Linked DNA regions of Homo sapiens: all the other regions are linked to region 1. The links are chromatin contacts, found by Hi-C or POLR2A ChIA-PET in ENCODE. All regions are on one chromosome and are shown on one strand. The core of a region is the stretch at or near the end of the contact, and the rest is flanking DNA. Distances in the headings are between cores, read along the strand shown.

Region 1 (3,245 bases), core at 473-2,972:
CTCAGCCTCCCGAGTAGCTGGGAATTGCAGGCGCCTGCCACCTAGTTTTTTTTTTATTTTTAGTAGAGACAGGGTTTCGCCATGTTGGTCAGGTCTTGAACTCCTGACCTCAGGCGGTCCACCCGCGTCGGCCTCCCAAAGTGCTGGGATTAGATGCATGAGCCACTGCGCCCAGCCTCCAGAGCGAGACTGTCTCAGAAATAAAATAAAAAGAGGATCTGAATTTTCAGAAAAAGGATTAAGGGAGTATTCTAACTACAAAATAACTGTTATTAATAATCCTCTAAGATAAATCCTAACCTGTGTGTAAAGTTAACCTGAGAGGCAAAACCACTTAACATCTATATTTGCTCTAAATAATTTTGTTTAGCAGAAACAGAAGTTAGCTGTTTTGAAGATCAAATATTTACCAGGCGTTTTACAGACATTATATCATTTAATCTTCACTATAGCCCTTCTGAGCCTTCATTCATTAATTTACTGAGGGTCCACTTGGGCAGACATGCCCTGCTAACCTCTAAAAATTCAGTACTGAGCATTACCTGCCTTCCTCAGTCTCAAGTAGCTTAGACTAGCTACTAAGTACGTCCTCTTTTAAATCAGGAAATGAAAGATCCCCTCTGAGAGGTTAATTTGCTTGTCCAAGGTCACACAGTGTTGCAGCAGCTAGTTACACTAATCAAGGCGTCTCATTTCCAATCTTTTCTGCCCTCAATCATTAGACTGTTAAGATTAGAGGGTAAGATTTTTGCTTTGAAGACTTCTTTCCAGTTTTTTTTCCCAGCATCTAGGAGGAAACCTCACACAGTACTGACCAAAGAACAAATGGCTAATTCATACTCTAATTACCTGGCATCTAGAAGACTTCAGGGGAGAGGAGCCAGGTCCCAGGGGGAAGGGGGCCTTTTTTTTTTTGTTGGGGGGGTGTCTTATTTTTTCACCAAATCGTCCAGTAATATTCAGGAAGGGGAACATTTTTGAAGGAACGGTAGCAACCCTGACACAAGAGCTGATTAAATTCGGGGCACAAAACTGATCCCATGCCAAGGGAAGCAAGAGTTTATTTTTTCCACCTTTTTTTTGCTTTTCTCCACTATTTCCAAGGTTGTTTCAAAGCTCGACAGTGGAGGCCGCGCCATTGGCTCCAAATGACAGGGAAATCTATTTTTATTATCTCCCCCTCTCCCCCTACCCCTAAAGATCTCTTCTTCTGGCCTTCTGATACACTTTTCCACTTCCTCTCCACCCTCAGCGGATAATCTGAATATGGCCGTTTTATCCTATCGCCATAAGGACTAGGTTGCCTTATGGCGACCTTGACAGCCATCTGTGTGGGAGGCCGGAGCGGGGGCGATCGGCTGTGCCGGAGGAATCTTCAGATGGCCGTGAGGAGGCGCCACGAGGGGGAGGTGACCGCTGAGCTCCACTCAGCGAAGAGCTCTCTGAAAGATTGACAGGCAGCCTACCAACTGTCTTTGCCCTAGAGACCCGCTCTGTCTCGCGAGATTTGGGTGCTTACGCGGAGGGGGAGTGAAAGGCGCCTCACTGAATGGGGGATGGGAATATCTGTGGCGCAATCATTGCGCGAGATTGGGCTACGGTCGCCGGAGCCATACTTAGGTCTCGCGATACTTCGGCCGCTCAAATTTGGAGCTTGGGGCAGCTTCTCGCGAGAGCCCGTGCTGAGGGCTCTGTGAGGCCCCGTGTGTTTGTGTGTGTGTATGTGTGCTGGTGAATGTGAGTACAGGGAAGCAGCGGCCGCCATTTCAGGGAGCTTGTCGACGCTGTCGCAGGGGTGGATCCTGAGCTGCCGAAGCCGCCGTCCTGCTCTCCCGCGTGGGCTTCTCTAATTCCATTGTTTTTTTTAGATTCTCTCGGGCCTAGCCGTCCTTGGAACCCGATATTCGGGCTGGGCGGTTCCGCGGCCTGGGCCTAGGGGCTTAACAGTAGCAACAGAAGCGGCGGCGGCGGCAGCAGCAGCAGCAGCAGCAGCAATCTCTTCCCGAACACGAGCACCACAGGCGCCCGAAGGCCGGAACAGGTACGGGGCGTTGCGGACCCGCGTATTATCTCAGCTTTCTCGAGGTTTGGCTCCATTTTGGGCTGAGGGGCGCTTTTGGAGGTCTTTAGCGACCGGGGTGGGGGGTGGTTTTCGAGAAATCGGCCCTGTTTCAGTGACCGCGCCCTTATTTTCCAGTCGGGTATAGTCTGGATTCTTGGGGCGGTAGGGACCCCCGAGAGGCCGCGGTAGAATGGTGACCTGTCTCCTTCGAGGCCTGGGCCGGCCGCGACCTCCCAACATGGCGCCAGTTGAACGCTGCCTTGGCTCATAACCCCTCCCAATGGAGGGAGTTTCTCTTTGCCCCTAAAATGGCAGCGCGGGTTTTTGCCCGGAAAGAGGCGCTCTCGTTCGGGTCTCCCAGTTTCTGTTTTTGGAGTTGACAGCAGAGTTTTAAATATTGGATATTGAAGTCTTCATTTTCGTGTGTTTCGTGTAAGAGGCGTTTTGGATTTACTTACGTAAGCCAAACCTGGTTAAAGTGCATGTCACTTTAGTCATTAATTGTAGGGCTTTTGGAGGTTTTTCTTAAGTTTTCGAGTGTGTCGGCTGAGAAGAAAAATTCAGTCGATTTGAAAAACGTTTACCAGGCCGGGCGCGGTGGCTCACGCCTGTAATCCCAGCAGTTTGGGAGGCAGAGGCAGGCGGATCACTTGAGGTTAGGAGTTCGAGACCAACCTCATCAACATGGTGAAACCCCGTCTCTACCAAAAATACAAAAATTAGCCGGGCGTGGTGGCAGGCGCCTGTGATCCCAGCTATTCGGGAGGTGAGGTGGTAGGATCGCTGGAACCTGGGAGGCGGAGCTTGCAGTGAGCCGAGATCGCGCTACTGCACTTCAGCCTGGGCAACTAGAGCGAAACTCCGTCTCAAAAAAAAAAAAAAAAAAAAAGAAAAATGTTTACTCACGGAATCGTCTTGTTCTTTTCCTAGGCGTTTAGAGAAAATGTTAGACGATATAGGCAACAAGAGTGAAACTTGTTTCACATTGTAAGAGAAATGTTTACTCAAGAAATTGTCTTGTTCTCTTCCTAGGCGTTTAGAGAAAATGGCAGACGATATTGATATTGAAGCAATGCTTGAGGCTCCTTACAAGAAGGTGAGAAAAAACATGTCGGTGAGGTTTATATATTTCTTAATTTAGCATTATTCACGAAACTACTGCTGAAATGTAAACTAACCTCCC
Region 2 (3,245 bases), core at 468-2,967, 1.9 Mb after region 1:
GGCATCCCTCCCACTCCACCACTCCCTATCAGACCATCTTTTTGTGTGTTTAGTACTTATCACCCCCGGACAATATTTTCTTCATTTATTTTCCTGTTTCTGTCTTCTCTCCCATTAGGGTTGAGGCCGTGTTTTGTTCACCCCTATGAATACAGCGCATGCAGCAGGCACTAAAAAGAATTTCCAGAATATCTGTTGACTATCAGCAGAGAAGCATCCTCCAGATAGGCTATTTTGTTCTCCTATTAGAATGGAGAAAACATCGATTTAGCCCCTACTATGTGCTGAGCACTGTAAATCCATGATTTTCCTTTCAGAAAGGTAAATGAGCTCAAGGTCGCACTGCTAGTCACTAGCAGACTTCTGAGTGAATTACCTCAATCCTAAACCCCTCTCAAGGGGAAGGGATGTCGTTCTGTGATTCACTCTCACATGGCCATAACAAGAAAAAGCAAACATTTCTAAACTGCTTTACAGTTTTAAAGCATTTTCACATTCATCTCACTTAAGAAAAACACAAAGCACTTGGAATGCCCAGAAAGCCATACGACAACAGGAAGTAAAGTAAGCAGTGCCTCAAGATTCAATACTGGGGCCCTGAATCCTAGTAGTGGGGACTGGGGAGCAGTCGGGAGTCTCTATTTCTGGTTCAGACGGATGGGGAAGCGGTGAGTCATGGGGTGAAGGCTTGCGCCACGGGAAACTTTGGTAAGGTCAAGCTACGAGGCAACAAAAAGTGAATCACAACGCTGGAAAACACCTTAGGCCTCAACAGAGGCCGAACTCTGGCTGACGGATGGGGAAACTGAGGCCTCAAAGGGAAAGCAACTTGCTCAAGTTCACTCAGCAAGTGAATAGAGCAGGAATCGGGGGTCTCATCTCCCCCAGTCCCCTTTTCTCTCCAGCAAGGAGGCTTTTCAACGAGAATTCTGAGACAAGAGGACAGGGGAGAGGCCAAGGGGCAGCTCACAGATTCCACCGAGGAGTCGGGAGAGGGCACAGGTAGGACCAGGAAGCACAGAAATGCTAGGATGGGGGCAGAAATGAGCCGAGGAGGAGGCAGGGGCAGTAGCTAGGCAGGTGGGTGAGGCGAGAAGGAAAAGGCGGAAGAGAAAGGGACAGAGTGAGGGCGGAGGAAAGTGCTGTGAGATTGGGGTCTGAAGGGACCTGGCGGGGTGGAGAGAGGCTGAGGGGAGAGGGCAGAATAAGTCTGACGATGGAAAAGTCCAGGGATCGGGGAGACATTGAAGGGAGTCGGGGAGGGGGTCCCAGACCCGGCAAGAAGTCTGACCCGGAGAGTTCCAGGGTCAGACCAGACCCCGAGGCGAGTCTGATGAAGGTGAAGTCCGGGCCCGGGGAGCCTGGGGGGAGCCCGTGGCAAGTCTGAAGGGGCCGGGCAGCCTCACCGCGCTTGTTTTTGGTGCCGTGCTTCTTGGCGGCCGTCAGCTCCTGCTCGATTTTCTTCTCCAGGAACTCCTGTTTCTTGCTTAACATCTCTTCCGTGTCCCGCAGCCGCTGGATGGCCTCCTGGGGGGTCGGGCCGCCCTTGCCGGCCTTACCCCCTCCAGCCCCGAACAGCTTCCCGAACACCGACATGGTTGCTGCTCGCCGCGCCGGCCTTCGCCGCCCGCTCCGGCTCGGCTCGGCTCGGCTCGGCTCGGGTCGGCTCCGGCGCCCGCTCCCAGTCCCGCCGCTCCCTGCCGCCGCAGGCCTCTCCTCCGCCTCCGCCTCCGCCCCGCAGCTGGGCCCGGCCGCGCCACCTCCCACAGGCCCCCACGCCCGGCCCGGCAGGCGTCAGGGCAACGCGCCACTGACTACAACTCCCAGTGGGCAACGCGCCGGCCGCGCCTCAAATCTAATAGGGGGAAGCGTGCTGCATGCCGGGAAGCTATAGTCTTCCGGCTTCAGGCGCTCCCCGGCGCGTCTTTTGCTGTAGCTGGGGTCAAAGGGCGTGTGGCATTCTGGGAAATGTAGTCTCCTTGGCCTGCGCTCTGTAGGAGTGGCAGAACAGTAAGAGAAATGACAGTAAGTGTGCAACACTGCTCAAAAATTTATTGCTAGTATGGGATACTGCCATGCTTGAACTTCACATGTATATTCATGTGAAGTTGTCTTAAAAGCGTGAAGGCAACAGTTGTTTCCAATTTCAACCTGTCAATTCTGTGGTCACAGAAGCAAAGCAGTATCTTCTCCAGTTAAGTACGGTAGTGTCCCCCTTATCTGAGATTTTACTTTGAGTAGTTTCACTTGGCCAGCTAAGGTCTGACAGTATTAAATAGAAAATTCCAGAAATAAACAGTTCATAAGTTTTTAATTTCCATTGGCCTAATGAAATCTCGTGCTATCCTGTTCCATCCTACCTGCAATGTGAATCATCCCTTTGTCCAACATACCTCTACCATCTGTTAGTTACTTACCAGCTTAGGAGTTATCAGATGGACTGCCACGGTGTTGCAGTGCTTTGGTTCGAGTAACCCTCATTTTACTATATAATGGCCCCAAAGTGCAAGAGTAGTAATGCTGGCAGTTTGGATATGCCAAAATGAAGCTGTAAAGTGCTTCCTTTAAATGTAAATGTGGAAGTTCTGAGCTTAAGAAAAAAAATCGTATGCTGAGCTTACTGAGGTCTGCAGTAAGAACGAATCTTCTAGCCCTAGAATTGTGAAAGAGGAAAAAGAAATTCATGCTGGTTTTGCTGTCGTACCTCAAACTGCAAAAGTTACAGCCACAGTGTGTGATAAGTGCTTAGTTAAGATAGAAAAGGCATTAAGTTGTATCCTTACTTACAGGGGAAAAAAAGAAAATAAATTTTTTTACAAAAGAAAAGAAAAAGCATTAAGCTTATACGTGGAAGACACGAACAAAAAATGTGTTCCAACTGACAGCAACCTGTTACCCCCCAGAAAGCATTGAGCCTGTATAAAGGCTTCAGCAAGGAATCTCCTAAAACCAGTGGCACCAAGCCACTTACTGAAAGTAATGGATGGTTGCACTGACTTAGGAATAGGTTTAGACTGCAAAATATAAAAATTACTGGATGGGCTGGGCACAGTGGCTCACACCTGTAATCTCAGCACTCTGGCAGGCCTAGGCGGATGGATCACCTGAGGTCAGGAGTTTGAGACCAGCCTGGCCAACGTGGTGAAACCCCATCTCTACTAAAAATAAAAAATAAAAATAAAAAAATTAGCTGGGCGTGGTGGCGCACGCCTGTAATCCCAGCTACTTGGGAGGCTGAGGCAGGA
Region 3 (3,245 bases), core at 1-2,500, 1.7 Mb after region 1:
TTCATCCACAGTATAGTGGACAACGGCCCAGAAGTCAGGGAAAACCCAGAGTTATGCCCCTAATTAAATGGTGTGACCCAAGGCTAGGTAAAAATACCCTCTGCACTAAGAGATGATACATGCTCACACCAGGAAATATTAATAAATAATAGGTACTGGCACCACTCCTTTGCACTTCTGTGGCTACTGTGACTTGGAGAAAATTACTTGACCCCTCTGCGCCTTAATTTCTGCTTTTGTAAATGAGGATAAACCAGAAGGCCGTTGTGAACATTAAATGAAATAAGGCTTGGGAAGTTCCTGGGTGAAGTCTCATTAAATGTTCCCTGTCGGTGTTAAACACTTCTTTCACATATTAGTTCCCTCCCTGAATCCACGAACACCCCGCAAAGCGAGTTTCCTTCTTTCCCCCCATGTCACCGAGAGGCAAACTAAGACTCGGCCGCCAAGGAGGCTGAGTGAAACGCGGATACGGCCCCAGTTCGAGGGCCCGTTGTTGTTTCTCTCCGAGCCCAAGGCGTGCAAAGAGCCCAGAAGAGGCGGGAGCCGAGGCAGGACAAGCTCTGCGCGCCTCCGGGAGCCCGTAGACCCAGTCCGGGTTAGGAGAGCCGGAAGCAGCCGCGGCCGGGCCCGCCTGCGGCCTCCCCGGAGCAGCCTCCGTTCCCCTCCCTCCGCCCCTCGCCGGGCGGGGCGGGGCACGAGCACAAAAGACTCCAACTTCCGAGCGGGCGCGGGCCCACCCAGCCAACTACTGGCCCAGACTTGGCCCGCGGAGAGAGCAGACAGGGAACGCCGGGAGCAGGACCGGGCGCGGAGGGCTGGGGCCGGGGACCCGGGGCGGCGGGTCCGAGTGGGAGAAAGGAGCGGCGGAGGGGGCCTAGAGTTACTCGGGCTCCCGGGACTCCCCGAAGGGCAGAAATAAGTTTCTAAAAATAGGCAGCGGCCTGCCGGAAGAAGTGAGTGAACGGAAAGGCACAAAGCACACACCCTCCCCGCACCCCTAAGGAGACGCCCGCAGTCCCCACTCACCCGCGCCGAGAGGTCTGGAGGAAGCCGCGCGGCTGGGAAGGAGGCGGTACTGCCGCACTCGGGGACGTAAGGGAGGGAGGAAAAGGGCGGCTGCGGCGGGAAGAGGCTGGGCACACGCGCGGGAGTCGTCGTCGTCGCCGTCGCCGCCGCTACCGCCCCCTCAGCTTCTCTGGGTTCCGCTGCCCCGAGCTGGCGCCGCTCGCGCGCCCCGCCGCACTGACAGCGGCGCGAGCCCCGCAACCGCGAGCCCTGCCCTCGGCCGGCACCACTGAGGCGCGCGGGGGTGGGGGCACCCGGAGCGGCTCCCCGCAGCTCGGCTCCGCCCGCCGCTCCGGCCCTGGTTCCGGGCTCTCCTCCTTCTCTGTCTCCTGGGAAGGACACGGTGACACGAGCACGAGGAGTCTGCAGCCCCGCCCAGAAACAGCCCGGCTTCCCAGGCGCATGGGCTCTCCCCACCCTCTCAGCCTGGCTTTGGAAAGGTCCAGAGCTTCGGCGGGGACGGGAGGAAGGCGGGGCCAGGGTGGGGCCTGAAAGGGAGGAGGGACTGAGACGCGGCTTGGGGAGGCGGGGCTGGGGCGGGAAGAGGGCAGCTTGCACAGGTTTGGAGCCGAAGTAGGGGCGGAGCTAAGATGGTGATGAGGCCCTGGGAAGAGGGTCGCCGGACCAGTGGGGAAGGCCGTGCAGGAGATGGAGAGCCGGGAACCAGGACAGCGCTTGAAAGGAGATGCTGTGGGCGGGGCTAAATGGAGAATCGCCCAGAGGGCGGAGCCACGGGTGGAGGGAGGCGGGGCTGAAGAGAAGCTTAGAGTGGGAGGAAGATGGAAGCGGGCCTGAAGGAGGCGGGCCCGGAAGCAGGGAGGGGAGGAGGGGCCCCGGGGGTGGCTACTCTGGGCGGGTGCCGGAAGGAGGCGTGCCCCAAGGAAGGACTGAGGGGTGGTGCTTGAGGTGGGCGGGGCCTGGAGATGGCGCTCAAATCTGCAGGCTGTGGGCGGTGCAGGAGGGATCCGGAAGAGACGAGGCAGGAAGAAACTCCTGGTCCTTTCGCTTTTAAGGAACGTGCCACCTAGACAAGGTGAGGGTCGCTCTTCGCTGCCTAATCTGGGACTGGGCGGAGAGGCCGCGCTAAGGGTGATCTCCGAAAAAGATGCAGGAGATGTTTTATAACTTGATCCAGGTGCTAGTCCTCTCTCCTACACATTTCTCCTGTCGGGATTTCTCACTTTCAGTGTTCCAGCCTCCGGTGAACCAGTCTTCCTAGTGAGAGCACGAGAAGCCCGTTGTCCTTCATTCCTCAGCTATGGATTTCCCTGAAAGTTGAGAACTGACCATATTCTCGATGCCTCCTCCGACCTGTGATTTCATGACTCACATCGCTTCCCCAGAACCTGCTTAACAGACGGGATTCCTGAGAATGGAGCAGAGTTTGAATTCAGAGTCCTGGCTTTGCCATACCAGCAGTTATAATTGTCCTTCTGTTGTTTGATGACCTCCCTGCCCTGCTTCAAAAGGAAGAGAAATCAAAGAGTTGACGACCCTGAGCGCAAGGCCTGGGACGTTCTTCCCCAAACTCGCTTTAATATCACCTTCTCAAAAGAACTCTTCCCTGAACACCTTGTCTCAAGATGTTCTCTAGTTTGTCTTCTTGTTCTGTCATTTATTTGTCTGTTCATTGTTTGTGTGTTTTTTGAGGCGGAGTCTAGCTCTGTCGCCTAGGCTGGAGTGCAGTGGCACGATCTCGGCTCTCTGCAACCTCTGCCTCCTGGGTTCAAAGCGATTCTTGTACCTCAGCCTCCCAAGTAGCTGGGATTACAGGCGTGTACCACCATGCCCGGCTAATTTTTGTATTTTCAGTGGATACGGGGTTTCATCATGTTGGCCAAGCTGGGCTCTAACTCCTGACCTCAGGGGATCTGCATTTGAGGATAAACCCTGTCTTGGCTCCTCCCTGACGGGGGTGAGAAGTAGCCCTCCTGGAATTGCCTCAAAGCCCCCGGTTATCACCAGTGTTCTCGGTTGCAAATTACGAAACATAAATAAACTCAGACTAACAGATGCAGCAAAGGAATTTATCAGGAAGGAATGGGGAGCTCCCAGAACTGATGGGAAGGCTGGAGAACCAGGCTCAGAAAATGCACTGAAGTGGTGAGCGCAGAGGCTTGAATGTTGCCAGGACTCTCCTCCCAGTCCTTTATCTCTTCTCTCTGTATGCGAGCTTT
Region 4 (3,245 bases), core at 284-2,783, 1.6 Mb before region 1:
AAAAGGGGACATTAGGCATTAGGGAAAAACTAAGGAACTCCATAGCAAATATGGACTTTAGTTAATAATAATGTATCAATATTGGTTCGTTAATTGTAACATACTATACTATCATGGATATTAATAATCAGGGATTCCCTAGCAAGCCCACTTGAGAAAAAAAAAACTTAATATAACAATAATAATAAGGGAAATTGAGTGTGGGGTATGTGCCATGTTCTAGAGCAAAGGACTGAATTTTCGGACAGGGAGGAAGTTAAGACACTTGTCTGTAAACATTTCCTTCTAAACCCAGGGAAACTTAGGACCAGAGAATAGAAGTGACTTGCCCAAACTCAAACTGCAAGTTTATGACAGAGCCTGGACTAAGATCAAGCTTTCTCAATGTCACAAGAATTCAGTAACAGCCTACTGTATACAAGGCACCAGCCTAGGTCCTCATCATGGTGAAGGCTGGTGGGGAGGTTCAAAGATTTGTCCATGGGTCAACACCTCCCCAAGGCCAGGTCTCCAGGGACACAGACTCTGCCCTTTGAAGGCTCCAAGCCAGAAGAGGAAACAGACCCTGAAACACTATGAGCAGGAGGGCCAGAGAGCGACACACTTTGGTATCCAGGAGACCCAGCCCCACTGCCTGCAACCCTGCAACCTCCCTGTGCCCCACTGAGCTGCTCAGTAAAATGGAACTAAGGATGGTGCCAACTGTCAGTGATGCTGAGAGGTACAACAAGGAGGTGAAATGTGAGACCCTGTGCATTGTGGACACCCAATAAACAGTGATTCTTTTTATTTTTAAGTGTGTTCTGAGTGCTACAGGAGTTCGGGGGTGGGGAGCATTTGTCAGTTTGCCTTGATAGGGGATTCTCGGAGAGTTTACCAAACGAGGGACATTTAGATTGAGTCTCTGCTGGGTGCAATGGCTCACGCCTGTAATCCCAACATTTTGGGAGGGTGAGGCAGGAGGATCACTTGAGCCCAGGAGTTTGAGACCAGCCTGGGCAACACAGCGAGGCCCCGTATCTACAAAAATGATTAAAAATTAGCCAGGCATGGTAGGTGTGCCTGTACTCCAGCTACTCAGGAGGTTGAGGCAGGAGGATCACTTGAGCCCAGGAGTTTGAGGCTGCAGTGAGCCATGATTGTGCCACTACACTGCAGCCTGGGCAGCAAAGCAAGATCCCATCTCCAAAGTAAAAAAATAAAATAGATTGGGTCCTGAAGGATGGAAAGGACTTTGCCACACCGGAAGGATGTGAAAGCTGCGGTCCCAGCTTTCAGTTCTCACAGTCTGGTCCGAGAGAGAAGGGGACACGTCAAGCCACCCTCCCAGGGGATTCCCACGCAACAGGACCTCCCCATTTCCTGGCCTGGATGGCTCCTTTCTGGCCTGCCTGGCCTCTGAGATTCACCAGTGCCTGAGCCAAGGCCACAGACAGCAGGGGAGGGGCAGGGGTGGGGGCACGCACCAGGGCTGAACAAACCCAGGGCTCATCTGGAAAGGAAACCAAACCCTGCCTCCCACTCACCAGCTGAGTGTCACTTGTACAGCTTCCTCCTTCTGTTCCTGTTCAGGAATTACCCAGGCAGGGCTCTGTGGTGGGGCTGGGGGACGGGGGGCTGGTGGGGGAGTGGGGCTGCCCCAGAGGCGGAGCCTGGAGCCTCCTTGGTCTGCTCTGGCCACGCCCAGACTCATCCCCTCTGGCTGGCTGGCCTGCTCCCAGACCCATTTCTCTCCTCAGCAGGCCAGGTTTCCTCCCTCCTCCACACACCTGCCCACGCAGTACCACCATCTCCTCTCTGCTGGTCCAAGCCCCACTCCCCTTTGGCCCAACCCCGGCCCCTCCTGGAAGTCTTCCACAGAGATCCCTCCCAGTCTTGCCTTCCTTATCGTCTTTATCCATTCAGGCCTGCATGTCAGCTCCTGTGCTGGAGCTGGGGACAGACAAGTGAGCAGTGAGTGACCAAGACTGGCACCGTCCCTGCCCTTTGGACCTGGAGCCTCTAATCCCTATGTCTCGTGTGTCCCGCATGCTTCATCCACACCCCAGTGGGAAATCGGAAGCCAGGACTGCAGTCCTGTGCAGCCTCTGAACAGTGTGGCCTTGGGCAAGTCCCTTCCCCTCTCTGGTCGGAGTGGTTTCCATAGCTGCTAAGGGAAGCAGTGCGATGTCCAGGGGGCAGGCTGGAGGGATGGTGATGTCTGCTCCCCCAACCCTTCCTGCCCCAATGTAATGCCCTGCAAATAAAGTTTCCCTCCAAGTGGAACTGGTAAAATGCACACACGGGGCTCTGACTCATCAGAATTTTTTTGCAGAAACAAATATAGGGGTCAGTGGGAGGGACCTGCCGGGTGGCTGAACATCACGGTTAAGAGCAGACCTGGGTTTGAATCCTGCCTCGGTAGCTGTGTGGCCTTGGAGGTCATTAACCCCCGACTCTCACTTCTCTCATTGGTAAAACGGGGATACTTGTACACACCTCATATGGCTGTGTAATGACACACATGCTAGATACCCAGTGAATGCATATTATTATCATTTCTGGTGCAGCCGGACAAGTCCATTAATAAAGTAGATAATTATGACGGCCTTAAAATTAATAATGTAGATCCACATAACTTTTATTTTCTTTTTTAGTTCTTTTGAGAAAAGGTCTTGTTCTGTTGCCTAGGCTGGAGTGCAATGGCACAATCACGACTCGCTGCAGCCTCAACCTCCGGGGCTCAAGAGATCCTCCCACCTCAGCCTCTGAATAGCGGGGACTACAGGCGCACACCACCACGCCCAGCTAAAGATTCATATGTTTTGACATGGAAAGAGTTCATGTCATATTAGTAAATTAAAATATTATAGCATTAATGATGTAACTATTTCTGTCTTTTAAAAAAGTGGGCACAGGAAAAATGGAATAAACACTTCCATGATACTAGCAGTTGCCCTGGGGGTGGGGGATCACCGATGAGCTTAATAATTTTTTCTTTTATGCTTGTCTTTATTTTTTACGTTTTCTTCTCTCTCTCTTTTTTTTTTTTTTTTTTTGAGACAGTTTTGCTTTTGTCACCCAGGCTGGAATGCAGTGGCGCTATCTCGGCTCACTGCAACCTCTGCCTCCCAGGTTCAAGCCATTCTCCTGCCTCAGCCTCCCAGCTAGCTGGGATTACAGACATGCGCCACCACACCTGGCTAATTTTTGTATTTTTAATAGAGATGGGGTTTTGCCATGTTGGTCAGGTTGGTCTCGAACTC
Region 5 (3,245 bases), core at 206-2,705, 1.5 Mb before region 1:
AGACTTAGCAAATACTAAATCTTCTCTTAAGACTGAAAAACTCAGATTTCACGACTGCCACAGGCCTTCATCTCCCAATGTTGTGTACTGTGCTGGTAGGCCATTCTTGGCTTCTAATGAAGTAACTTTAAATTCTATTGTGAAAATTCAGCTGAAAACAGACTGGGGAATAGAAACCAGTGTCAGAAGTTACTGTTTTAGGCCAGGCACAGTGGCTCTTGCCAGTAATCCCAAACACTTTGGGAGGTCCAGGAGGAAGGATATCTTGCCTCCAGGAGTTCAAGACCAGGCAGGAAAACATAGTGAGACTCCATCTCTATTTCAACTTTTTTTTAATTAAAAAGAAAAAAAAGCCGGGTGTGGTGGCTCCCGCCTATAATCCCAACACTCTGGGAGGCCGAGGCGGGTGGATCACCTGAGGTCGGGAGTTTGAGACCAGCCTGGCCAACATGGTGAAACCCTGTCTTTACTAAAGATACAAAAATTAGCCGGGCGTGGTGGCACACGTCTGTAATCCCAGCTATTCGGAAAGCTGAGGCAGGAGAATCGCTTGAACCCAAGAAGCGGAGGTTGCAGTGAGCCAAGATCCCGCCACTGCCCTTCAGCGTGGACGAGAGAGAGACTCCGTCTCTAAATAAATAAATAGAATGGCTTTAAAAAAAAAAAAAGGAAAGAAAAAGAAGTTACCGCTTTATGGCAATGGGTTGTACAGCCTGGCCCGTCCCATTAAAACAAATTCCTAAGAACCACGCAAAACTAGATTAGAATGCAAAGCTAAGCCACCTCTCTGGGCAAAGTCACACTGGTAGCCGGTGGGCTGAAACTGGTGTGCAGATGCCCTGCAAAATATAATTATTAATCTAAATGTGTTGTCACCATTTTAAAAATGTTTCTCATATTCATTTCTCGCTTCTCTTAGAATTCGTACAACAAACATGGACTGTGCACCTACTAAGGGCTTTACATTCACCACCTCGGTTTACCCCGCAGTACAAGCGTGTATGTCCATTTTAGAAGACGAAACTGAGGGCCAGAGAGGAACCGTGACTTGCCCACGGTAAGAGAGCCATACGGATTCGAACCCTGGCCAGATTCACTCTGGAGCTCAGGGTTCTCCTACTGCTCCACCCGTGGGAGGAAAGGCCCGGACCAGGCCATGAGGAGCCCTGGGTTCTGGCCCAGCCTCCGCACGAAAGCGCAGGGCTGCCCCAGGCGAGGCCCTCCGCCTCCCGGGGGGCTCAAATTCCCCTCCGGAAGTAACTTTCGAACAACCGCCGAGGGAACGTATTCAGGCCCTGAGCGGAGCGACAGCCGGGCCCACCAAGCGGCGCCGCTGGAGACAGGCCGGCCGGGAAAGCCAGGCCACCGCACCGAGGACGGCTCTCTCTCGGTTCCCACCCCACCGCAAAGCTGCGGCACTCACCTCCCGCGCCGCCGCGCCGCTCCCCCGGAAGTAGTTCCCTGCGACCCTGAGTCCCGGAAGTGACGCGCACTGAGCAACCAACCGGCTCTGTTCCGCCCGCGTTGCCAGGTTTCTGGGTGAGGCACCGCTGGGTTTTGTCGACTTTTGTCCCTGTTCTGTGGGTTCGAGCTGGACAAAGAGGTTTGGGGAAATGAAATCTAGAGCTTGTCAATTCTTTAAGCTCCTATATCACTCAGCTCGTTTCAGCAACATTTTTGTTTAATTAAAAAGAAAACAAAAGAAATTACTTCTCGGGGCTGGGCACGGTGGCTCACGCCTGTAATCCCAGCACTTTGGGAGGCCGAGGCGGACGGATCACTTGAGGTCAGGAGTTCGAGACCAGCCTGGTCAACATGGTGAAACCCCGTCTCTACCAAAAATACAAAAATTAGCCGGGCGTGGTGGCGGGCGCCTGTAATCCCAGCTGCTTGGGAGGCTGAGGCAAGAGAATCTCTTGAATCCCGGGAGGCAGAAGTTGCAGTGAGCCGAGATCGCGCCACTGCACTCCAGCCTGGGCGACAGAATGAGACTCTTCCTCAAAAAAAAAAAAAAAAAAAAAAAAAAGTTACTTATTCATCGCAATGGGCTGTATAGCTTGGCCCGTCTCATTGTAACAAATTCGTAAGAACTGCGCGAAACTAGATTAGAATTTTGTCCTATGCAAAGCTAAGCCATCTCCCAGAGCAGAGCACAGTCACAACTGGTAGCTGGTGAGCTAAAACGGGTGTGTAGCTGTCCTGCAAAATGTTCATCTGGATGTGTTGTCACTATTTCAAAAGTGTTTCTCACGTTCATTTCCTTAATTTTATGCCAGGTCCTGAGCTAGGAGCCTACAATGCAGAGAGGAGACAAACAGAAACACCTCTTGTAATTCAGACAGAAGCAAATCATTATAATTCATTCAAAAAGCATTCACTGAGCGCGTACTCTATGCTTTGTCCTTGTAACTGAGGACACAGTGCTAAAGCAGACACATACAGTCTCTGCCCTTGTGGTGCTTACAGTCCGTTGGAGGGAGACAGACTAATTAAATGAATGTGTAATCATATAACAGGATAAGTTTTTTGAAGGCAAAGAACAGTGTTCCATGATTAAGAAGGGGTGGGGGGCAAGTAGTAGGAGAAAAAGAAACCTAGATGAGAGTGTGATAACCAGCCTCCACCATAAACCCTGACGATTCTTGGCTCCTGATATCCATACCCCTCTGTAGTCACCTCCCACCAAGAATAAGACTGACCTGTATAACCCATAGGATATTGCGGAAATCTTGGAGCACGAGTTCCAAGATAAAGTCATAAAAGACATTGCAACTTCCTCTTTCCTCTGTCTTGATTGCTCATGGGGAATCCATGTTGTGAAGACACTCAAGCAGTCCTATGGAGAGGCTCGCATGGGGAGTAACTGAGCTGCCTGCCAACAACCAGCTCCAACTTGCCAGCCATGTGTATGAGCCAAGTGGCTCCAGCAGTCCTAGTCAAGCTTTCAAATGACTGTGGCCTGGCCAAAATCTTCAGTGTAAACTCAAGAGCAACCTTGAGCCAGAAATACCTTGCAATGCCACTTGAATGCCTGCCTCACAGAAATTGTGAAATACTAAATGTTATTGTTTTAAGCTCCTAAGTTTTAGGATAATTGGTTATGCAGCCTAGATAACATACATAGAGGATCAAGGAACAGAGGTTAGATACCAGAGACTCCAAAAAAAAAAAAGAGAGAGAGAGAGACCTATCTTGCCCTAAAGGAATTCAGTCTCTTAGAAGACAAATAATACACTCAACATTCA
Region 6 (3,245 bases), core at 352-2,851, 1.4 Mb before region 1:
CTAAGCAGAGGAGTGATTTGACTTACACTCTAATGGTATTACTGTGTTGAGAATAAACAATACTGTGTGGAGAACAGACCATGCAGGTGCAAGGACAGAGCAGGGGACACCAGTTGGGAGACTACCGCCATAATCCAAGCCAGAAGATGATGGTGGCCCAAACCAGGGCAACAGCAGTGAACATGATGAGAAGTGATGAGAGTTAGTCTGGCTAGAATTCAAAGTCAAAGCCTATCAGAAACTGCTAATGGACAGAAAGACCTAAGAGAGAGCGGAGTCAAGATACTAATGCTGAATCCCCAATGCCTTGTGCACAGGCGGGTACCCAATATATGAAGATCTAGTGAATGGCTGCGACTAGCATTTTCCCACCTAGACCGTAAATTCCCCTAAAACAGCACCTGTGTCAGAATCCTAATCTTCTCACTCCATGTTAACGAGAGCAGTAACTTTTCTGACTAAAAGTTGAGCACTTAATATGTTAGGTATGCCCACGCTATGCTGTGCTTTGCACACACCAAATCATTAAATCCTCACAACATCTAAGCAAGGTGGCTATTTTCTGCATTTCACAGACCAGGAAAGTAAGGCTCAGAAGTAGTTACCTGCCCTAGGACACATCACTGAAAATCAAACTTCAGGCAATTTGAATCCAAAGTCTGCTTTTAACCACTTTACTATCCTGAACTTCTCAAATAATGAAACGGTGAGCCACTGACTCATTCATGTGTCACCCTGGGCAAGTAAGTTCCCTTCCGTGGGATTCCAACTTCTCATCTGTCAAATGGTAGTAACAAGAGTACATGCTTCCAAAGTTACGATGAGGCTACATGAAATTCCACCCTGCACAGCGTCTACTCAGTAACTTCCAATGCAGTTAACTTAGTTCTTACCTAGGGCCATGCACTGTTCTAAACTAAGCACGAAGATTATTTCACTTAATAAAGCAACTCAACGAGGCAGATAACGTGACTAATTTGACTAACTTATTTTACAGATGAGAAACTGAGGTGTAGAGGGGTTAAGTAACCTGCTTTGGGTTACACAATGAATACGTGGCCGACTGCAAGTTTGCACCTAGAGTGTCACTTGAGAACTTATGCTCCAGGCTCCCAGAGAGAAGTGAGGGTTTTCTTTGCCCCTTTCACTGAATGGGAAACTACAGCACAAAGAAGGACAATCTGCCCAAAACCTCACACGGAGTAAGGGGCAGCGCCGGGACCAGAACCTTAGGCCGCCTGGCCCAGAAGCCCGCGCGAGTGAAATGAATGAGGCCAGACCTAGGCTAAGCGCGTCCGCGGTCCCCACGGCTGAGCCTCGGGGCGACCCGTAGCTCCGCGCTGCACCCCTCCCCCAGGCACCAACCCCGCCAGGTCGCGGGCACTCCCACCAGCTCGCAGCCCTCCTTCGGACCCTCGATCCGAGAGCGCCCCAGCCAGAGCTTGTGCCCATGCCCCTGTCCCGCAGGGGAAGGGGATCCCGCCTGGCCGGCTCTCGAGCGGCGACTAGTAACCTCCCGCGGGCGACAGCCCTCTCCCCAAAGCCACGCGCAACTCCTCACCCGGCGGCGCCATTCCTCCGAGCAGGTCCCGCCGGAGTCCGAGCCGCGGGCTGACTTCCGCTCGGGAAAGTGGCTCCAAGAGCCCGCCACAGGGGACGCCAGGGACTCGCGGCAGGCTCTGCGGGCCAGGATGAGTTCTAAGCACAGGTCAGTGTCCGCGGCCCCGCTGAGCTTCGACGCTTCCAGCAGCCGCGGCCGGGATCCCAGTCCTCCCGCTCACAGGGCCTTGCAGTTCCCGAGGACAGACCCGCCTCTCCCCCGCGCCCAGGCCCACTTGGAACCGACCGTCTCGCAACGCTCCTATTCCGGGAGCTACCGGGACGCGGTTGGGCCAGGCCTCGGGGTGGGCCCGAGACGGGGCCGCTTCTGATTGGCCTGTCTGCTGTCACTCACTCGTCTTTCTGCTGCCCGGCCCATTTTAAAGGAACAGGAAGGGTCTCGTCGGGAGGGGATAGCTTAGAAGGGATTTTTTTTTCCTCTTTAGAAAATTGTGGCAGTTTCTGGCCGGGCGCAGTGGCTCACGCCTGTAATCCCAGAACTTTGGGAGGCCGAGGCGGGCGGATTACCTGAGGTGAGGAGTTCGAGATCAGCCTGGGCAACACGGTGAAACCCCGTCTCTACTAAAAATACAAAATTAGCCGGGCGTGGTCACACATGCCTGTAATCCCAGCTACTCGGGAGCCTGAGGCAGGAGAATCGCTTGGACCTGGGAGGCGGAGGATGCGGTGAGCCAAGATCGCGCCATTGCACTCCAGCCTGGGCAACGAGTAAATCTCCGTCTCACCAAAAAAAAAAGAAAAAGAAAATTATGTCAGTTTTTTCCAAAGATTATCAGTGGGGTTGTTAATAACTGACCTACGAGTGACGTTTTATCTGATTTGCAGAGCAATGCAGTGACTCATAGAGAACATATTAGGCCAGTTTTACAGGCTCAACATGGAGGTGGCTCATCCAGGAACACCGCTCTAATAACTAGCGCCAACTACTGAATGTTTACAGTATAACCCGACACTGTGCCGAACGCTCTACAAGCATTATTTCTTTTCTTTCCTTTTTTATTGATACGGGATCTTGCTCTGTCGCCCAGGCTGGAGTGCAGTGGTGCGATCACAGCTTACTGCAGCCTCGACATCCTGGGCTCAAGCAATCTTCCCTCCCGCCTCAGCCTCCGGAGTAGCTGGGACTGCTGCCTTGCGACACCACGCCCAGCTAATCTTTAAAATTATTTTTGGTAGATACCGCGTCTCGCTTTGTTGCCCAGGCTGGTCTGGAACTCGGGCTCAAAGGATCCTTCGGCCTTAGCCTCCCAAAGTGCTGAGATTACAGGCTAATCCCATTTTAAAGAGAAGGAAACAGATTTGAACCTAGGCAGCTGACTCCAGAATCTGTGCTTTTAACTACAGTTTTATGAACATATAAAGTATGCACAATATAACTCTTATTAACGTTATTATTGTCCCAAATGTTATCCCGCATGGGAGAGAGTCAGTTCTTTCTGTGTCTGTTATGATAGCCACTAGCCTTATGTGGATATTTAAATTTGAATTTAAATGGATTAAAATTAAGTAAAATTTAAAATTCAGTCTCTCATTTGTACTAGCCACATTTCAAGTGCTCAGTAGCCACAGATAACTAGTGGATATCAGATTGGACCACTCAAAATTATAGGACATCTTCATTATTG
Region 7 (3,245 bases), core at 512-3,011, 1.4 Mb after region 1:
GAGACGGGGTTTCACGATGTTGCCCAGGCTGATCTCCAATTCCTGGGCTCACGTAATCCGCCCACCTCGGCCTCCCAAATTGCTGGGATTACAGGCGTGAGCCACCACACCCATCCCATTGCTTTTTTTTTTTTTTTTTTTTTGAGGCGGAGTCTCGCTCTGTCGCCCAGGCTGGAGTGCAGCAGCGAGATCTCGGCTCACTGCAGCCTCCACCTCCCGGGTTCAAGCCATTCTCCTGCCTCAGCCTCCCTAGTAGCTGGGACTACAGGCGCGCGCCACCACGCCCAGGATTTTTTTTTTTTTTTTTTTGTATTTTTAGTAGAGACGGGGTTTCACCATGTTGGTCAGGATGGTCTCGAACTCCTGACCTCATGATCTGCCCGCCTCGGCCTCCCAAAGTGCTAGGATTACAGGCGTGAGCCACACACAGCACCCGGCCCATTTCTTAATTTTAAAAATAAATCGTAGCTTAAATAAACCTGTAAATACACATAGCAAGCTCTCAGCAGATCTGCCATGAGAACTTCACCTCAACTGATAAACCATTCCTTAGCCGATTTTGAGAATGGAAATACACTGCCTTTACATACTTCCTGAAGATCGAATTCTATCAGGAAAAGATGCAGGAGAACCCACCTAAGTGGGTGGCTGGCTCCAGGGTCTTACTAATTTTCAAGGCAAAAATCCCACAATTCCCCATCCCCCACTCCAAACCAAGTATACTGTAGCTGTGGAAGAATGGCAGAAAATGTAATAAGATTAGGATACGAATACAACCAAGAAAACAAGGTTGCGTTGTTATTGGGGATAATGAATTCCTGGCCCTTTACAAGTTCACCTGGTTACATGTCCAACTAACTTTAGGCCCAGCGTCTACTTCGGGCGCACAAATTCTGCGATTCTCTTTTCTGTCGCGGACGGGAACTGTCTTGGAAAACTTGAGTTCTCCACTTAAAAGTCATGTCATCATGCTTCGACCCTTAGAATACGTTCAACGGCTACTTTTTTCTTTTCTCTGCTAAAGAAAAGGGCACTCTCCGGAGGAAGGGCAGTGACAGCTCCACGTCTGCAAAAGTCGGCGCCGCCACGACGGTGGCGGACGTCGGGGAGGGCGCCGGAGCCGGGACCACCACGCCGGGGGGACAATGGAAGGAGGAGGCGAGTGGGAGAGAGAAGGGGAGGCAGCCGCTGTGCTGGGCCCTTCTAGCGACTGGGGGCTCGGAAAAGTCTCGAGAAGGCCAGCTGGGTGGCGGGGGACCCGGCCGCCGCCCCTCACAGGGCCACGTCGCCCGCGCCGGCCCCGCCGCCGGGCCCCGCGCGTAGGCCGAACCGCTGGAGAGTGGCCCCAGGCGGGGCTGAGGGGCGAGGGGCCGGACGGTACCCACGCCCGTCGTGGCCCAGCCCTTTCACAACTTGGAGCCCGCGAGGCGAAGGCCTCCGGAAGCCTGTGCCAGACACTGATCCCTCCGAACGTCCAGACAGCCCACCCCCACCGCCCGGCCCGGGCCAGTAGCCCGAGCTCCCCGCGCCCCCGACAGACACCGGCTCTGGAAGAAGGAGCAGCCGCGGCTCTGGGGTCCCGAACCGCGCGTCCCACTCCTCTACCCTTGTTCTCCCCGAACATTCTCATCCGGACTCCCTCCCTCTCCCGAGAACTGCCCCGAGTTCGCCCACGGGGGTTTACCGGGACTCGGGGCGGCGGCGACTCCTCAGTCCCTAGACTAAGATGGCAGCCGGTCCCGAGCCCCGACCACAGCTACTAGAGCGAGTTAGCAGCTAAAGCGCAGGCGCCTGAGCGCGGAAGTGGTCTAGACTACAAGCCCCAGCAGGCCTTGCGCGCCAGCCGTCCGGCCCGCCCCTGGCTTGAAGAGCTGGCTGCGGTGGTAAATCAGTTAAATCCCAGTTTTCCTCAGCTCCAGGTGAGATGGGCGCGAGCGGCTCCCAGCACCTCCAGGCTTTTTTTTTTTTTTAACACCCCGCCCACCAGAGCCTATAAGGACTGTGATTCTCAAACTATGGTGTGCATCAGAATCACCTAGAGAGCTTATTAAAACTTACACTGCTGACCCCCACCCCCAGAGTTTCTGATCAGAAGATCTGGCATAGGAGGATAGGGTCTGATAATTTGCATGTCCAACAAGCTGTCTAGTGATACTGCTAGTGAGTGAAATCATAATTTGAGAACCAATGGGCTATATAGCTTAGTTTATAACTTAGTTGTTCTTTTTTCTTTTTCTTTTCCTTTTCTTTTTTTTTCTTCTTTTTGAGATAAGGTCTCACCCTTCACCCAGGCTGGAGTGCAGTGGTGCAGTCATAGCTCACTACAGCCTCACACTCCTGGGCTCAAGCGAGCCTCCCACCTGGGCTTCCTGAGTAGCTGGGACAGCAGTTGAGCACCACCACACCCGACTAATTTTGTTCTATTCTTTGTAGAGATGGGGATGGGGTGGAGTGCGGATGGGATGGGGCGGGAATAGGGCCACGGTGTCGCCATGTTGCCCAGGCTGGTCTCCAGCTCCTGGGCTCAAGCGATACTCCCTCCTCGGGCCTCCCAATCGCTGAGATTACAGATGTGAGCCACTGCACCTGGCCTGGCTTAGCCTTTAACAATGTACATTAAAGGGCGTGGTTAAAAAGAAAATAAAAGAAAAAAAATGTACACTTGAGAGTTACACTGACCGGATTCAAATCCTCCCTTTTCTACCTTTTAACTGGGTGCCCTTAGGGATGATGACAACAGCTTAGTGGAGCCAACGTGGCCTGTCCGGTATTCTAAGAGCTGATACCAAGCTCCCTTTATTCTCACAACAAACCTATTACAGAAATACCATTATTATCCCCATTTTACAAATATATAAACTAAGTCACATACTTGATAAGAACCCAGGCAGTCTGGCGTGAAAGTCCGTTGTCTTAACCTTCTTCATGGATTGCTTGTGAGAAATAATAGGCTATGCAGGCAGAGACTCAGAGGTATGACTAAGTGCTCAATACTTAGTGACCTTTGCTATTACTGTTTAGCCTGTTTCCTCCTAATGAAAATAGTATTTTGCCATCTGGAAAGTCACATTTTTCAAAGTGACTTTTTTTTTTTTTTTTTTTTTGAGACAGAGTCTTGCTCTGTCACCCAACCTGGAGTGCAGCGGTGCAATCATAGCTCACTGCAGCCAACCTCCTGGGCTCAAGTGATCCTCTCACCTCAGCTTCCTGAGTAGCTGGGACTCCAGGCTCAAGCCACCACACTA

What was found. A loop is a pair of places that touch in the nucleus more often than their neighbours do. ChIA-PET counts read pairs that join two places held with the same protein, here RNA polymerase II (POLR2A). Pooled maps may share reads with other maps.
Region 2: a loop to region 1 is called in a pooled map, with 16 times the contacts of the local background. The contact joins the promoter of CHMP4B here to the promoter of RBM39 in region 1. A Hi-C loop is called at or near these places in 6 of 50 pooled maps.
Region 3: a loop to region 1 is called in a map of naive thymus-derived CD4-positive, alpha-beta T cell, with 35 times the contacts of the local background. The contact joins the promoter of RALY here to the promoter of RBM39 in region 1. A Hi-C loop is called at or near these places in 2 of 168 maps with a recorded cell type or tissue (both naive thymus-derived CD4-positive, alpha-beta T cell) and 7 of 50 pooled maps. POLR2A ChIA-PET finds 5 or more read pairs at or near these places in 6 of 52 experiments (CD4-positive, alpha-beta T cell, Caco-2, activated B cell and 2 more).
Region 4: a pooled map shows a loop between it and region 1 (7-fold over the local background). The contact joins the enhancer-like site here to the promoter of RBM39 in region 1. A Hi-C loop is called at or near these places in 1 of 50 pooled maps. POLR2A ChIA-PET finds 5 or more read pairs at or near these places in 2 of 52 experiments (HepG2 and WTC11).
Region 5: a pooled map shows a loop between it and region 1 (6-fold over the local background). The contact joins the promoter of MANBAL here to the promoter of RBM39 in region 1. A Hi-C loop is called at or near these places in 2 of 50 pooled maps. POLR2A ChIA-PET finds 5 or more read pairs at or near these places in 3 of 52 experiments (BJ, HCT116 and activated B cell).
Region 6: a loop to region 1 is called in a map of naive thymus-derived CD4-positive, alpha-beta T cell, with 14 times the contacts of the local background. The contact joins the promoter of RPN2 here to the promoter of RBM39 in region 1. A Hi-C loop is called at or near these places in 1 of 168 maps with a recorded cell type or tissue (naive thymus-derived CD4-positive, alpha-beta T cell), 1 of 37 single-sample maps with no recorded cell type and 8 of 50 pooled maps. POLR2A ChIA-PET finds 5 or more read pairs at or near these places in 3 of 52 experiments (CD4-positive, alpha-beta memory T cell, H1 and activated CD4-positive, alpha-beta memory T cell).
Region 7: a loop to region 1 is called in a pooled map, with 8 times the contacts of the local background. The contact joins the promoter of ITCH here to the promoter of RBM39 in region 1. A Hi-C loop is called at or near these places in 1 of 37 single-sample maps with no recorded cell type and 8 of 50 pooled maps. POLR2A ChIA-PET finds 5 or more read pairs at or near these places in 1 of 52 experiments (GM10248).

The regions. Positions count from the first base shown.
Region 1 is chr20:35,740,737-35,743,981 of GRCh38, reverse strand. RBM39 (RNA binding motif protein 39) reads left to right here and starts at 1,722. Exons shown (of 17, transcript NM_184234.3): 1 at 1,722-2,041; 2 at 3,095-3,158. The coding sequence starts at 3,108. RefSeq lists enhancers at 1,283-1,382, 1,553-1,772, 1,134-1,819, 1,833-1,982 and a silencer at 2,243-2,342.
Region 2 is chr20:33,809,820-33,813,064 of GRCh38, reverse strand. CHMP4B (charged multivesicular body protein 4B) reads right to left here and starts at 1,717. Exons shown (of 5, transcript NM_176812.5): 1 at 1,407-1,717. The coding sequence starts at 1,596. ZNF341-AS1 (ZNF341 antisense RNA 1) reads left to right here and starts at 1,966. Exons shown (of 4, transcript NR_110623.1): 1 at 1,966-2,025. RefSeq lists enhancers at 424-493, 322-1,162, 1,929-2,008, 1,748-2,042 and a silencer at 1,589-1,868.
Region 3 is chr20:33,991,916-33,995,160 of GRCh38, reverse strand. It overlaps RALY (RALY heterogeneous nuclear ribonucleoprotein), which reads right to left and starts at 1,250. Exons shown (of 10, transcript NM_016732.3): 1 at 1,030-1,250. RALY-AS1 (RALY antisense RNA 1) reads left to right here and starts at 794. Exons shown (of 2, transcript NR_109886.1): 1 at 794-956; 2 at 2,256-2,673. RefSeq lists silencers at 530-859, 1,080-1,129, 1,190-1,319, 1,500-1,609, 1,780-2,029 and enhancers at 1,807-2,333, 2,270-2,349.
Region 4 is chr20:37,334,984-37,338,228 of GRCh38, reverse strand. LOC105372606 (a long non-coding RNA gene) reads left to right here. Exons shown (of 2, transcript XR_936699.2): 2 at 296-789. Among named protein-coding and RNA genes, the nearest start is that of SRC, 9.5 kb to the left of the region's middle. RefSeq lists an enhancer at 1,410-1,909. Within about 2 kb of position 1,533, at least 15 of the 41 ENCODE cell types and tissues checked have a DNase peak (open chromatin) inside an H3K27ac peak, as active enhancers do.
Region 5 is chr20:37,287,865-37,291,109 of GRCh38, reverse strand. It overlaps MANBAL (mannosidase beta like), which reads right to left and starts at 1,455. Exons shown (of 3, transcript NM_001003897.2): 1 at 1,424-1,455. RefSeq lists enhancers at 581-1,485, 1,558-1,667.
Region 6 is chr20:37,177,686-37,180,930 of GRCh38, reverse strand. RPN2 (ribophorin II) reads right to left here and starts at 1,601. Exons shown (of 17, transcript NM_002951.5): 1 at 1,562-1,601. The coding sequence starts at 1,574. MROH8 (maestro heat like repeat family member 8) reads left to right here and starts at 1,383. Exons shown (of 25, transcript NM_152503.8): 1 at 1,383-1,542; 2 at 1,544-1,708. The coding sequence starts at 1,451. RefSeq lists a silencer at 1,326-1,375 and enhancers at 926-1,483, 1,496-1,545, 1,896-1,975, 1,484-2,043.
Region 7 is chr20:34,361,789-34,365,033 of GRCh38, reverse strand. It overlaps ITCH (itchy E3 ubiquitin protein ligase), which reads right to left and starts at 1,761. Exons shown (of 25, transcript NM_031483.7): 1 at 1,685-1,761. RefSeq lists a silencer at 1,227-1,456.